5 separate regions of the Homo sapiens genome follow, and all the other regions are linked to region 3. The links are chromatin contacts, found by Hi-C or POLR2A ChIA-PET in ENCODE. All regions are on one chromosome and are shown on one strand. Each heading gives the region's core, a stretch centred on a gene start or an enhancer-like site at or near the end of the contact. The rest is flanking DNA. Distances are from core to core; before and after follow the strand shown. Region 1 has its middle 56 kb from the start of LINC00963. Region 2 has its middle 52 kb from the start of C9orf50. Region 3 overlaps PTPA (protein phosphatase 2 phosphatase activator). Region 4 has its middle 29 kb from the start of LINC00963. Region 5 has its middle 62 kb from the start of LINC00963.

Region 1 (2,700 bases), core at 131-2,630, 290 kb after region 3:
ACACCCTAATCACTTGAGCTTTCTCCTGATTTGCATGTCCTTAAAGCGCCTTGATTAATACTCCTTCCTCAGCTCGCCCAGCTCCAGCCACGAAGGCTCTGATTGCAAAGTGGCCTCAACTCCTTTAAAAATAAAATAAATCCTCCCTAATGCAACCAGAGCCCATGCTTCCCTGAACGTTAAGAGATCTGGAGGCATCTCCCAGGAGCCTCATCAGCTTGGGAACACTGGAAACTTCTGGAAGGAATCAGGTCATTTCTCTACCTGGCAGGCCAGAGGCCGTTCTCGGCACTCTTTATTGGCTGCTCACCCTTCGGGCTGAACCTGAAACATCATGGCGGTCATTGGAAGTAGACACCGTCTTCTCCCTTCCAGAAAATAAACTGAGCCTCAGAGAGGGCAGGCTGCTTGCTCAAGGTCACCCAGTCAGGCCGTTTTCAGCTCAGCTGGTGTTTGAATTCAGCACTGTCTGATGCCAGCCAGACCTTTAACTGCCACTCTTCACTGTCTTGTTAAAAGCAGGCTGGGCCTGGAGCTGGGGCTAGGGATGAGGATGAGGCTGGAAAAAGCAGACACATTTAATGAGGTGGCTATGACATCCAGCCCTAGACATCCCTGAAGTGGATGAAGCCGGCCTCACCCTGAAGAAGAGCATCCAGGAGCCCCTCTGCTGTTCCCCAGCTGTATGATCTTGATATCTGTATGTTCTTGATATCTGGGCATGGGGTGAGGCAGGGGTACTGGGTCCCGCTATAACCGCTACAGGACCTTTTCGGCATGATGCACGGTGCAGTGGGCGCACCCCACAGTTGTACCCCGCATTTCCCGCTCACGGCTCTAACCCTCAGCTGCATTCCAGTCTGTATCACCAGAGCCCAAAATGCAGCCTGGGGACTCTGGTTGCTCTCCCCTGCTTGGAAACCCTCTGTGGGGGTCTCTGTGGGGGCAGGATGGCTCCCAGGGTGGCAGGGCACAGAGACTTCGTTAAGCTCTCTGCCCTCCCATCCTCCTCGCCTCCAAGCAACTCCCTTCCTGGCCTGCCGCGGCTCTTCCTGCTTCTCATTAGGGCAGAGTTGCTGGGAGCTGCAAGGTTTAAAATGCTGTGAGTGTAGCACAGTGTTCACCTTTCATCTCCCCAGTTGAGCAGTTTCCCAAGTACTGCTTCTACCATTCCTCTCTCCAGCTTCCTCCTCCCCATCGCTGGGTCTTCGGGGCCTGTTGCAAGGCCCCTGGGATGGCCTGGACTTTCCTATGAGTTCCTGTTGTCCCTGGCCATCTCTGAGCTTGTTGGGCTGACTGTCCAGCTGAGCTGAGCGTTGCTGTTCCTGGCAGGGACCTGCCAAGCCACTGGGCCTTGGAGCAGGTGTGCACCCACGGTCCACTGGACAGAGCCTGGCACACCCTCGCTGGCCTCCAGAACACAGCGTGCTCAGGGGCCATACCGCCTGGGGAGCTGTAACACACTGTTCCAGCTCCTCTGGGGACACCTTAGCAGGTGGGGCAGGGACAGCAGGAGGCACAGAGAGCCTGGGAACATTCTCCCAGTGCCAGGCCCTTGGGACCCAAAGTGCAGGCATCTGGAACCATGCTCGCCTGCCCCTGGGCCATCCACCCCCACTGCCGTTGATGCTGGCTCCTGGCAGGGGCTGCCTCTCCTCCCTATTTTCTGGGCTACCAGCTGGGCCTGGGTGCATGAGACCTGAAGGATTCTTGGGCATACTCCCAGGGACCTTTGCAACTCCCAGAGAAAATTGGGGGACTGATAACAACCATGCCAAGTTTTTATTACAAAAACAAAATGAAAACCACACACATTAAAAATCTCACCATCCGAACGGATCATTTGAGGTCAGGAGTTCGAGACCAGCCTGGCCAACCTGGTGAAACCCTGTCTCTACTAAAAATATAAAAATTAGCCGGGTGTGGTAGCGGGTGCCTGTAATCCCAGCTACTCGGGAGGCTGAGGCAGGAGAATCGCCTGAATCCTAGAGGCAGAGGTTGCAGTGAGCCGAGATTGGGCCACTGCACTCCAGCCTGGGTGACAGAATGAGGGGGATCACTTGAGCCCAGGAGTTTGAGATCCACCAGGGTAACATAGTGAGACCCATTTCTACAAAAAATAAAATTATTTGGGCATGCTGGCACACGTCAATAGTCCCAGCTACTCAGGAGGCTGAAGTGGGAGGATCGCTTGAGCCCAGGAAGTCGAGGCTGCAGTGAGCAGTGATCACACCAGTGCACTGTAGCCTGGTCAACAGAACAAGACCCTGTCTCAAAAAAGGAAAAAAAAAAATTCTCATCATCAACTATCCCATCATTTCATGAAATAAATTTCATTTTAAAGCCCAAAAAGTATGAAGGACATAATCTTAGAATAAAGGAAAATCCTCCCCCAAAAAGCACATCTGGTGACCACCACACACCGTGTCGCATGCTGGAGGCCTGAGAAAGCTTTGCCACAGCCAAGCACCAGGCACTGAGTCCTAATGGAGCACTTGGGATCATCTGTCCCAGGGTCACTGTAGCCATCAGTGCCTGGCAAACACTTTATGCAAAACAATGGATTTTCACCCATGTCCAAACTGTGGTCTGTAGGGTCTGGGATCCTCCCTCAGGCCCCAAGATGGATGAATCTGCCAGAATTTGCATTAGTCTACAGACAACAGAAAACTCCACCAAGCATGGTTTAAACAAATGAAA
Region 2 (2,700 bases), core at 117-2,616, 430 kb after region 3:
GGGCAAAGACACTCCCCTTCTCCTCTTTGCTTCCCTCTCCTTCCTCTGTCCCTCCCCACTCTTCCTCTCCAACCAGGAGGCTGCCGAGCCAATGGCTCAGCGAGGGCTGGGGAGCCCTGACCTCCACCCACGCTCTACGATCTGTCAGCACCACTCTGCTAAGACCTCCCAAACTTCCGCACCCCCGCAGGCTGACAGGGCTGCAGGTGCCAGCGCTGACCTCCCGCTGCTCCTGTTCCTCTCCTTCCGCAGGCACCCCTCGCCCCCCACCGCCACCTCCAGCCGGGTTCTGGGGTCCTCCTGGGCCACCTGCTTACTGTGTGTCCCTGGACACGGCGTCTCCCCTCGCTGAGTTAGTTTCCTCATTTGTAAAACGGGGATATGGCCCGTCTCCTAGAGTGACCGGGAAGATCGGTGGTATCAACGCAAACTACAGCCCGGCAGCTTCCAGGCGAACTCACTTCTCAGGACGCCTCTCCTGCTGTCCTCTCAAAGCGGGGGACGAAGCCACCACCACCCAGTTTACAGATGGGGAAACTGAGGCTCAGGGAGATCTGGAAACCTTCCCGGGCAGCTGGGCTCCGAACCCAGGGCTGCGAGCACAAGGGCTGGCTCCCGCCCCCGGCCCTGGTCCCTCCTTCCCCGGGGCATGGCCCGGCCGTGCCAGGCGCTCGGTGACAGCCCCCGCGGGGGAGGCCGGGCTGGGAAAGGAGAGGGCAGCGGGCGGGGGCGCCTGGCCGCGCGGGGTCGGCCGCGGGTCGATACGGCGGCAGGATGAATGGGAGAGGGGAGCGCGGGCGGGAGGAGGAGGGAGGAGGAGGGGGAGGAGGGAGAGGCCGGAGCAGGGGGAGGGCCCGCCCCCGCCGCCCCCCAGGCCCCCGCCCCGCCCAGCGGGCTTGGCCGGGTCTGCAGCCCTCAGCGCCAAGCGCGGCCCCGCGGCCCCACCGAGGGATCGATAACTAATTTCACCGCGGCAGCCGCCCCAGTTTTTTCCCGATAATTGCGCGCCGGCAGCTGCGAGCAAGGCCCCCAGCCCGGCGCGCAGCCCCGCCCGCGCGCGATCAATTGACACCGCCACCGGGCGGCAGGAAAACTCATTTTTCTCTCCCTCCCCGGCTCCGGGTGGGCGCGGGCTGAGCTCTGCCAAGGGCCGGGGGCTACGCGGGGCCGGGGCCGGGGCCGGGGCCGGGGCCAGGCCAGGGAGGGAGGGCAGGGCCCGAGGAGGGGGCGGGGGCGCGGGCGCGGGTGTGGGAAGGAGGCTTGCAAGGAATCCGAGGAGGCGGGGTGCCTCAGTTTCTTCACTCTACCACAGGGGCGTGGCCGAAGGCGTCAGGGACGTGGGGTGCGGGCGGGGCTGTCCCAGCCCCTCTCAGCTGTTGGCGGACTGGCTGGCTGGTGGGAGGAAGGGCTAAGTCAAGCGCCACGGCCTGAATGCGTGGGTTCGACTCTGGACTCCCACCAGGGACCACTGTGTGAGGTTGCATCCGTTCCTCTGGACTCCCACCAGGGACCACTGTGTGAGGTTGCATCCGTTCCTTCCCTTCGTCTCTTCCTCTCTGAGCCTCAGTTTCCCCATCTTCTGAAAGGGGCCTGGCATATCCTGGGCAGGCAGATGGTGCATCAGAGGCAGTGATGCCCACAAGGAAGTGCTCCCCACAGGTGGCTTGGAGGAAATCCTCCTTCCTCAGCACTCATGGAGGCCCCCTGTGGGCCAGGCACTGTTATAGGCCTTCCGGGTGAGGACCAAGCAGTGACCACAGCTGACAAAACCCCTACCGTTGTGGAAGGAACATTCTACTGAGGCCATGGACGTACAATACCCAAGTAAGCAGTGAGAAGATGCCACTTGCCATGGAGAAAAATGAAGCAAGGTCAGCAGGACAGGGTGTGGGGTGCAAAGGCAATGCAGCCCCCAGGACCCATGGTGGGCCTCACCCTAGGCCCTCCTTGCAAAGCTCAGAGCTGCTCACTCCCAAACTGCCGGTTGTTCAAGGTCATGGGAAACCTGCAGACTTGGCATTTTCCAATGAGGATGGCCAGGAGGAGAGAGACCAAGAGGAAGGAGAAGCCAGGAGGTGGGGTGGGACAGTCTCCCTCTGGAAGAGTCCATAAGAGGGCCAGAGAGAGAGAGAGGGGTGGGGACTGGAGGGCACCAGGGCAAAGGGGGTACAGTCAGAGCTCCAATGGACACAGTGTCCTGGGGGGTCAGGTCAAGAGAGACTTGGGTTTGCTGGCCTGGTCCCAGCTGGGCCAGTGAGGCCCAGGGAAGGGCAGGGGCTCGCCCAGCCACAGTACTTATGGGGGACAGAGATGGGCTCCTAAATCCTGCCACCAGGCACAGAGAAGGGCAAGAGGGGCCAGAGAGGAAAGGAGGAAAGAGACTCATGGAGCGGGGGTGCCATTCTCTGTTTAGAGGGGTCAGGAGCCCCAATTTGCTTCCCAGAGGCCAGCTAAAGCTTCCTGGGAGCACCATGGGTGGTGCTGGGACTTCTACAGGACTCAGCATGACTCAAAGGGCCCTGGGGAATGTGTTCTGTTCCCCAGTCCCCCACCCCCCAGCTACCAGAATGACAGAGGCTCCCCGATGGAGGTGGGTAAGCCGGGCAGGGGTGGCGGCCTAAGGCTGCTGGGGAAGTGGGGTGTTCCAGGACTGAGCAGACCTCCTCCCCCGCCTCGGTTTCTTCATCTTAAAAATGGAGC
Region 3 (2,700 bases), core at 183-2,682:
TCTTGAGATGAGGGTCTAAGACTTGGTCACTAACTGGCCTTGGTGACTGCTGCAGCAGGTCTGAAAGGGTCGGGGCGGGCGGAGGTTTGTGGGGGAGGGTCAGCATCTTTCGGTGGGGCCCCACAAGGGTCTGTAGAACCATGTGCTGTGGATGTGTAAAATGAAACCACCAGAGGAGATGGAGCGAACTTCTGGTGCAGACAGCTTTTCTGTCGAAGGGACACGTCTCTGTCAGTGCCTGAGGACGTGGGCCCGAGCAAAGTGCTGGAGTGGGAGTGCGCAGGCCTGGCCTGTGGTGGCAGTCACTGGATAGCCAGCCCCACGGCTGGGTTCTGGAACTGGAAGTTATTGTCTCACCAAGGCAGGATTCCTTGCAGTGGGCCCTGGACCACTTGTGCGAGATCTCCTAGTGTGTTTGTTAAAACGCACATTCCTGGGCCCTCCATCCCAGCTTATTGCATCAGAATCTTAGGGGACAAGAGCCAGGAACCTGCATCTAAACACACGTGCCAGGCGACTGCACAGGAAAGCTGGGGACCCTCTGCTCTCTGGACCTCTCTTGAGGGAGGTGTTAGGACTTCTCATCCTCTCTGCCATCCCCATGCCCCAGTTTCCAAAGGGCGCCCTCGCTCAGCTATCTGGAGAGGGTTTGAGAGTTCTATCCCTCCTCAGTCCCTTTCCCGACACCAGCACGGATGTCTGCTGCCTCAGTGAGGTTCCTAGCAGGCCTGTGGATGCTGGCCACGGGGGCTGCTCTCCGTCCGGGCTGTGTATTCTGAGCCCCCGACGAGGTGGAGAAAGCTGGGTTATAACCAGCAGCCTTGGCTCCAGGCTCTTCCTGGTCAACATTCGGCTCAGGCTTCTGCCAAACTCCAGAGGCCAGAGGGGAATGACACATTTTTTCCAAGTCAGCAAATGGAGCCGGGACTGACGGCTGGGCGGCCACCACTTCATTCCCGGAGATCTGCTGCCCTCAGCAGTGTGGCAGGCCCAAGGTCGGGAGGACTTGGGGGCAGCCTGGCTCACTGCCTTGAAAGCCAGTCACGCGCTGCTCTCTGTGGAGTGGAATGTGGGGGTCTGCGGAGCCCTGGGGGACCTCAGGATAAGCTGGAGGAGCAGGGTGGGAAGAAGGGTGCAGATGCCACACTGAGTTCTTGGGTGTGGCTGAAAGGCTGAGCTGTTTGGGCTCCCCCGGCGGCTGGCCAGGCCTCTGGGTCCCTGTCGGTATTCTAACTAGGAGGCATGCCAGGCCTGGCCTCCAGGATTTTGGGAATTGATTCCATGGTAAAATTTTGTCTTTAGTTGGTTGGTTGATTTTGTTGGTATAAACACCCCAAAAGCTTTTCCAAAGTTTGGGACCCAGTTCCTCCAGTAGAGGAAATCTCAAAGTAGCCACTAGGTGGCAGGAGAGGCACACTGAACTTGGAGAGGGTTTGGTGACATTTATTTGAGGCAGCAGAAGGAACAGGGAGGGGAGGGCGTGCCTAGAGTTGTTGGCTGTTCCGCACCTTCTCCACAGGTCCGGGTTTTCACTTTGGGTCTAGGCTCTTGGGCATGGTGTTCAACAGTAGACCCTAGGAGGAGTGTGCCCAGGAGCCGGGGTGGCTGCAGCAAGGGCCCATCTTGCCACGTGGCCGCTGGTTGCAGCACACGTTGTGTTGGTTCTCCAGAGCGCCCACCCTCTTCCACCTCGGAGCAGTGAGCAGCATTTTGCAGTCCCTAGTTGGTGAGTGGCCTGGCCTAGCTCACTGGGGACCTGGAGGCTTGCATGGAGTTCTGTACGCCTTGCTTGGGAAGGAGGCAGTGTTTCCTCTGGAGACCCTGGATTCACCATGGTGCTCTTTTAACTGGGAGATTAACTAAAACACCGAGAACTTGGGAGTGGAATCAGGCAGCCCTTTCAGGGTCTCATGCCAAGACTGCCCTGATACCCGTGGGCATCCTAGGTGAGGGACCCCACCTTGCAGGGCCTCTACAGCCTCTGTAAATGCAGCCCTGGCGCCTTTAAGAGCCCAGGGCAGGCAGGAAAAGAATTTCAGTTTCAATCTGGCTTCTAAATTTGGAGTTTTGGGAAGGGAGGGATCAGATTTCAGCTGGAAGGGAAGGAGCTGACAGGAAGGCGCTGTGCAGAGCCTCCCCACCCCCGCCCATCCCCCCAGTTACTGACAGAGGAGCCATTTACAAAAGGCCGATTCTCTGGGGAGTGGAGAGGCAGGAACGCAGCGTCTGTGAGTAATTTCCTGCTCAATATGGCTGCTCTGACTCACACGATTCCCCTGGGGTCACTGCGGGCTGCAGCTCGCTCGCTCATTCTGGTTCTTTCTCTTCTCCCTTTGTGGCTAGAATGAGCTAATTTTTTCTTTGTCTTCCAGCCCCGATTCCTTTTTCTCCCACTCGTCTGTTTTCCTTTGCCAGAGTTACAGGCAAAGGACTGTAACCTCCCTGAAGGACTTAGGGAGACCCTGGGGTACTGAAGGCCTGGGGGCAGCCTGCAGCCCCTCCAAAGAAACTACCTCTCTGGCCTTTCTGTGTGTAGGGGCCCAGGGCCACTGGAGCTCCAGGACATGGGCCTAGCCCTGGCTCTGCCAGAGGCCTTTTGAGGATCTGTTCTTTGGCCCTGGTAGGCGAGGCTGGCCAGGAGGCAGGGGCTCTTGTCTTCCAGTGCCCATCTGCCTGCCTTTGCCTCGGAGCCCTTGCCGG
Region 4 (2,700 bases), core at 51-2,550, 320 kb after region 3:
GTGGCTCATGCCTATAATCCCAATACTTTGGGAGGCCATAGCAGGAGGATCACTTGAACCCAAGAGTTTGAGACCAGCCTGGGCAACATAGGAAGACCCTATCTCTACAAAAAATTAAAAACAAAACAAAACAAAACAAAAGTCCCAGCTACTCGGGAGGCTGAGGTGGGAGGGTTGTGTAAACCTGCGAGGTTGAGGCTGCAGTGAGCCGTGATCATGCCACTGCACTCCAGCCTGGGTGACAGAGCCCGACCCTGTTTCAAAACAAAACAAAACAAAAACCACATGTGAGGCCCAGAGCAGGGCTTTGCGGGTGCTCAGGGAGGCAGAGTGGCTCTTGCTATCACCTCGATCCCTTGATCCAAACCACTCCTGCTTGTACAAACAAGTGTCACTTGTCCAAAAGCCTGGGTGCACAAAGGTTTCCCACAAAGGGAAGCTTCCAGAGAGTCAAGAACCCTGGGGAACAGGCAGGCTCACAGCCACGGCTGCTGCCTCCAGTGCGGTCGTTCTGTGGCCTGAGAGCGTCACGTGCTCCTCATCCTGGACCATCAGGGGCTGGCGCACCCATCAACAGCTGGGTGACCCTGGACCAGTGGCTTCACGCCCCTGGTCTTGGTGTCCTCACCTGTGAAACACGGGCCTGAGAGTTACCGAGGAGCTATGCAGTTTGTCTCCATATCACCATCTGGCTTGCCCCTAAGCCCCCTTTCGCCCCCTACCCCCACAGGGGCGAGGTCAGCACCCTCTGCAGCTGGAGCTTTGAATGTGGAAGCCTGGGGGAGGTTCTGGGGCTGACATGGGTGCTGAGCTGGGATGAAAGCACAGAACGCCTGGGGGGAGCCCCTCTCCCTCTCCCAGACTTTGCTCCCAACCCGTCCTGAGCTCCCCTGCTGGAGCCTCGAGGCAGGCCGAACTTTGCAGCCCTGTCTGCCCACGGTCCCTCCTGCTGTGACTCCCTGCAGCCTGCATTTCATAGTCAGTAGTGGGGGTGGGGGATCCTTGCTGTGGGCTGGAGAAGTCATGGGGCCCTCCTCACAGTGGAGCCTTAAGAGATTGCCCCTATAGCCCCTGCCCCCGGGGGACCCCGGATGCTTCGCTGATCCAAGGGGCACCCACAGAGTCCATGGAAGATTAGGCAGCCCCAGTGACGAGGTTGTTGGATCTGTGCCACTCAGACCTGAGCTCGGGAGAGGTGCCCGTGCAGAGGGGGTAGGATGGAGGTGCCCCAGGGGCAGCAACAACAGAAGGTCCCAGCTCCCTCCAGCCCTGGGCTACTTCCTCTCCTTCCCCAACGGCTGCAGACTCTGGTTAAAATGGCACCTCCGCCATCTGTCGTCCCTCCCCCACCCCGTGGGCACGGCTGTGACGGGGGGCTGGCTGGCCTCGTAAACAGGCGGCTGGCGGGTCCCCAGGGCCGGCGGGTGATAGGGCTTGTGCTGGCACCGAGGCCCAGCCAAGAGCTGGAGCCGGAGAGGCCCCAGGGCGGCCGAGCTGGGGGGGGTAGGCAGGATACCAGGTAGCAGGAAGGTTTCCGCGCCTGAGGGGGCCTGGGTGGTGCCCCAGCTACCTGGCCGCTCCGGGACCTGTGGGGCCCCTTCTCCTAAGTATGCCCACCCCATCCCCAGCATCTCCAGTCCCGGCCCTCTCACATTCGCCTCACCGCGCTTCTGCTGCGCTTAGAGAATCTTAAATCAACACTGGGGTGTGAGAAGCTCCATGGAGCCCCCTAACTCCCCCGCCACTGCAGCGTACACCATGCCGTGGGGATCCTTGCTTTACAACCAGGGAAACTGAGGCCAGAGATCAGGGAGGTGGGAAGGCTGGGCGTGGACCAGAACTTTCCTCCACCTGGTTGCCAGCTAGTGGCGGTTGTGGGGTGAGGGGCTGTCCCAGGGGCCAAGCTCGGGGCCCTGACACTGTAAACAAGCCTCCCAGCCTCAGTTTTTCCATCTGGGGAATGGTGGAATCAAGGCGGCTGCGGAGGCGGGAGGGCTGTCCTGTGAGCCAGAGAGCACTGGGGACCTGCCGTTCTCTCACAGTCCCCTCACCTCTCCACGAGGGAGGACTCGGGGGAGCATCCCGGGAGGGGCTAGGGGTGGGCGCCAGGGGTGCCTGGGAGGGAATCTGTCCGGGTCAGTTCCCTGGCTACCCCTCCCTCCCCCTACCACGGTGCTGCCGGCCGCCCCCTCCTCTCTCCCGCCTTCTGACTGCCAGCTCCTCCCCGCAAAGCCCTCAGACCCCAGCTGCAGGGATTTACAGCTTTGACCAGCAGCTCAGCCTCCCCCTGCTCCTCCTCCCTCCTCCCCCGCCTGCATCTCCCCCCTCCAGCCTCCCTCCCTCCTCCTCTCCATCTTTCCCCTCCATTCTCCTCCTCCCTCCTCCTCCCCCCTCTCTCCTCCCCTCCCTTCCTCCCTCCGCCCTCCCGCTCCCTCCCTCCCGCTCTCCGGGGGAAGAAAGGTCACCGTGCAGCTGATTACTCAGAGCTCAGTTGCTGTAGCAACCGGCGGGGGAAGTGGGACAGGCTGGCTTTGAGGACGCGCGAGGTCGGCCGCGGGCGGCTGGAGCCGGCGCGGGCCTCTGTGCGCCGCGAGAGGGAGGCCGCCTGCAGCCCGGCTGCTCGGCCGCCGCGGGCCCGGCTCCGGGGGTTCAGTTTTAATGAAGAATCCCTGCTCCCTTCTCGCGCCCCTCCCGCTTTCT
Region 5 (2,700 bases), core at 27-2,526, 410 kb after region 3:
GAGTCTGTCTGCTCAAAGGCATCGATTCTAAGGACTCCAAATGGACCCTCGGTTCTTGTCCAGTCTCTGTCCTCGTACTTCCTTCCATGCTGGAAGCTTACTAAAAGGGACCGTGTATGCCAAGAGCTACTGGTGTTATCTCCTTAAACCCTCCCAACCTAGCCCCATGAGGTGGCGCCGACTGACAATTCTATTCCCATTTGACAGCTGGGCCAGCTGAGGTTCCAAGTATAATTTGCCCAAGGACACACCCAGCCAGGAAGTGGAAGGGCGGAATTTAAACCCAAAGCTACTGACTGGACTCCAGAGTTCAGCTTTTACCCTCCTCCCTGGGCAGCCTCCACTCTGCCTGCCAGGGCCTGAGTTCTCAGAGGGCAGGGGCTGTTTCCGGCTCAGCCCAGGTGCCGTCCAGGGCCCAGTGCAAGGCCCAGGACCTGGCTGGTATCTAGGTGGCACCGAATGCATTCAGTCTACTGACAGAAGCAATACAATGTGTGTGCGTGACAGAGAGGCTGTCAGACACACAGGAACAGAGGGAGAGGAGAGAGAGAAAGAGAAAGAAAAATAGGAGGAGGCTCACGGGGTAGGCCGGTGTCTGGTCCAGAGCCCCTCAACCCACAGCCCAACCAGAGAGGAGGACCCCCGGTGCTGGAGAGTGGGACACCCGAGCCTACCCGCGGTGCTGGGCCCTACTCAAGGCTGTAAACCAGAATGTAGAGGTGGTAATAGGGAGCCGCAGATGGTCCGGGAGCAGGGGAGTGACGCAGTGCGGTGCCCACACCACCTGATTGGGTGCAGAAGACACCAGCCCAATCCCACGAGAGCTGGGCGGACCCGGCGGACCGCGAGGGAAGGAGGGGGTGGGCGCAAGTGGCAGCCCTCCTGCCCGTGTCAGAGCCCACGCGACCGCTCCAGGCGGGCTCGTTCTCGGGGGAGAGGGGACGGCCAGCGGGAGCGGCCGGACTCTGGGATTTGGGGAGGCCGTGGGGGAACGGTTCACTGGCCTTCTGGGGCGGAAAGCGGGCGAGGCGACCCCCAAGAGAGCCCCGGCCGGGACGCGCGGACCCCAGAAGCTCGGGCGGGGGCGCCCCTCGGAGGAATGTTTCCGGGGCCCGGACCGCGCCGCCGCCGCAGCCTTTCCTCCCTCTCCCCGCCCGGCTCGCCGGCCGCCCTCGCGCCCCCTCCAGGGCCCCCTATCTTCCCCCACCCGAACCCCACATCACTGCCCTCCGGGCCGGCTGCGCCCAGGCACTTGGTGCAGATGTAACCTCTCCGCGGGCCCCGCCTCCGCCGGGAAGCCGCGCGCGGTTGCCAGGAACGCGGCAGGCGATCGGAGCTGGACGGCGGCCCGGGCATCTCGGCACTGGCGGCGCTCGGCCCTCCTGGGCGGCCCTGGCCCGGCCCTCTCCCCACTGGCGCCGCTGCGCTTGCTCCGATTCCCTCCGCGGGGCTGAGCCTCTCCACCGCGCCCCTACCCTCCGATTCCGGTCTCTTCCGCTGCCTCGGATTCTTTCCCTCCTGTGTTCCCGCTCCTCCCCGATCACCTCCTACTCGCCCCCTTTCCTTCTGGAGCAGAGAGTACAAGAAAAGGGGTTCATCCACCCCACTCTTCGCCAGCCCGCTGTGGGGTGGTTGGGGTCCCCATGTCCCCCTTGGTAACACCTTCCCCACCGTCTCCCCAGGATCTCAGGAGCCCCCTCTCCCTCAGACAAACAGATCTTAAGCTGGGCTTTGTGGATGACCTTGGGTGGGGGGTGTCCCTGAAATTCTGTGTCACATTTGGGGTGCATTTGTCTGGAGAGAATCCAAACATTTCATCGGTTTCTCAAAGACACCAGTGGTTAAGAAAGGTTAAAAAAAAAAGCAGTCCCAGGTCGGGCGCGGTGGCTCACGCCTGTAATCCCAGCACTTTGGGAGGCCGAGGCAGGCAGATCACTTGAGGTCAGGAGTTCAAGACAAGCCTGGCCAACATGGCAAAACGCCGTCTCTACTAAAATACAAAAATTAGCTGGATGTAGTGATGCGCACCTGTAATGCCAGCTACTCCGGGAGGCTGAGGCATAAGAATCACTGCAGCCTGGGAGACCGAGGTTGCAGTGAGCTGAGATCTCACCACTGCACTCCAGCCTGGGCGTCAGGGGGAAACTGTGTCTAAAAAAATGAAAACAGGCCAGGTGCTGTGCGTGGCTCACAACTCTAATCCCAGCACTTTGGGAGGCCAAGGCAGGCGGATCACTTGAGGTCAGGAGTTCAAGACCAGCCTAGCCAACATGGTGAAACTCCGTCTCTACTAAAAATACAAAAATTAGCTGCACGTGGTGGTGCATGCCTGTAATCCCAGCTACTTGGTAGGCTGAGGCAGGAGAATCCCTTGAACCTGGGAGAAGGTTACAGTGAGCTGAGATCAAGCCACTGCATTCCAGCCTGGACGACAGAGCAAGACTGTGTTTCAAACAAACAAACAAACAGAACACCACAGCCCCAGTGATGCCTCCCATGCACCTTACTAATCTATGCAGCACTTATTTATTGAAGACCTACTATGCTCCAAGTGCATTCTAAGCCCTAGGGCTGCAGCTAGGAACTCTAGACAAGGACCTCACAGGAGACAAAGGGGTCATGACAGGTGCTCTGGGGCTGGGAAGGAACTGGGGAGAGGCATGAAAAGGAATGACAGGTGGGCTTCACCCAGGGCTGAGG

Evidence for each region. Hi-C counts contacts between places; a loop is a spot of excess contacts on that map. ChIA-PET counts read pairs that join two places held with the same protein, here RNA polymerase II (POLR2A). Pooled maps may share reads with other maps.
Region 1: a loop to region 3 is called in a map of endothelial cell of hepatic sinusoid, with 4 times the contacts of the local background. The contact joins two enhancer-like sites. A Hi-C loop is called at or near these places in 1 of 168 maps with a recorded cell type or tissue (endothelial cell of hepatic sinusoid) and 5 of 50 pooled maps. POLR2A ChIA-PET finds 5 or more read pairs at or near these places in 2 of 52 experiments (PC-3 and activated CD4-positive, alpha-beta T cell).
Region 2: a loop to region 3 is called in a map of IMR-90, with 13 times the contacts of the local background. The contact joins two enhancer-like sites. A Hi-C loop is called at or near these places in 6 of 168 maps with a recorded cell type or tissue (HCT116, IMR-90, PC-9 and 3 more) and 12 of 50 pooled maps. POLR2A ChIA-PET finds 5 or more read pairs at or near these places in 10 of 52 experiments (A549, AG04449, AG04450 and 7 more).
Region 4: a map of CD8-positive, alpha-beta T cell shows a loop between it and region 3 (17-fold over the local background). The contact joins two enhancer-like sites. A Hi-C loop is called at or near these places in 4 of 168 maps with a recorded cell type or tissue (CD8-positive, alpha-beta T cell, GM12878, chondrocyte and 1 more), 13 of 37 single-sample maps with no recorded cell type and 21 of 50 pooled maps. POLR2A ChIA-PET finds 5 or more read pairs at or near these places in 18 of 52 experiments (A549, A673, AG04449 and 13 more).
Region 5: a loop to region 3 is called in a map of G401, with 4 times the contacts of the local background. The contact joins two enhancer-like sites. A Hi-C loop is called at or near these places in 1 of 168 maps with a recorded cell type or tissue (G401) and 6 of 50 pooled maps. POLR2A ChIA-PET finds 5 or more read pairs at or near these places in 6 of 52 experiments (A549, HCT116, HepG2 and 3 more).

The regions. Positions count from the first base shown.
Region 1 is chr9:129,431,476-129,434,175 of GRCh38, forward strand. No RefSeq gene overlaps it. Among named protein-coding and RNA genes, the nearest start is that of LINC00963, 56 kb to the right of the region's middle. Within about 2 kb of position 1,381, at least 6 of the 41 ENCODE cell types and tissues checked have a DNase peak (open chromatin) inside an H3K27ac peak, as active enhancers do.
Region 2 is chr9:129,568,049-129,570,748 of GRCh38, forward strand. No RefSeq gene overlaps it. Among named protein-coding and RNA genes, the nearest start is that of C9orf50, 52 kb to the right of the region's middle. RefSeq lists enhancers at 1,766-2,629, 2,630-2,700, 2,642-2,700. Within about 2 kb of position 1,367, at least 29 of the 41 ENCODE cell types and tissues checked have a DNase peak (open chromatin) inside an H3K27ac peak, as active enhancers do; they include HCT116, IMR-90 and PC-9, where a contact is called at or near this core.
Region 3 is chr9:129,137,924-129,140,623 of GRCh38, forward strand. The region is part of intron 8 of PTPA (protein phosphatase 2 phosphatase activator); the gene reads left to right. Among named protein-coding and RNA genes, the nearest start is that of PTPA, 28 kb to the left of the region's middle. RefSeq lists enhancers at 565-1,192, 1,661-1,750, 1,823-2,450, 1,871-1,920, 2,211-2,370 and 1 more. Within about 2 kb of position 1,433, at least 41 of the 41 ENCODE cell types and tissues checked have a DNase peak (open chromatin) inside an H3K27ac peak, as active enhancers do; they include A673, CD8-positive, alpha-beta T cell, HCT116 and 3 more, where a contact is called at or near this core.
Region 4 is chr9:129,458,016-129,460,715 of GRCh38, forward strand. No RefSeq gene overlaps it. Among named protein-coding and RNA genes, the nearest start is that of LINC00963, 29 kb to the right of the region's middle. RefSeq lists enhancers at 671-720, 1,097-1,618, 1,619-2,139, 2,271-2,700 and a silencer at 2,534-2,700. Within about 2 kb of position 1,301, at least 34 of the 41 ENCODE cell types and tissues checked have a DNase peak (open chromatin) inside an H3K27ac peak, as active enhancers do; they include A673, CD8-positive, alpha-beta T cell and endothelial cell of umbilical vein, where a contact is called at or near this core.
Region 5 is chr9:129,549,060-129,551,759 of GRCh38, forward strand. No RefSeq gene overlaps it. Among named protein-coding and RNA genes, the nearest start is that of LINC00963, 62 kb to the left of the region's middle. Within about 2 kb of position 1,277, at least 26 of the 41 ENCODE cell types and tissues checked have a DNase peak (open chromatin) inside an H3K27ac peak, as active enhancers do.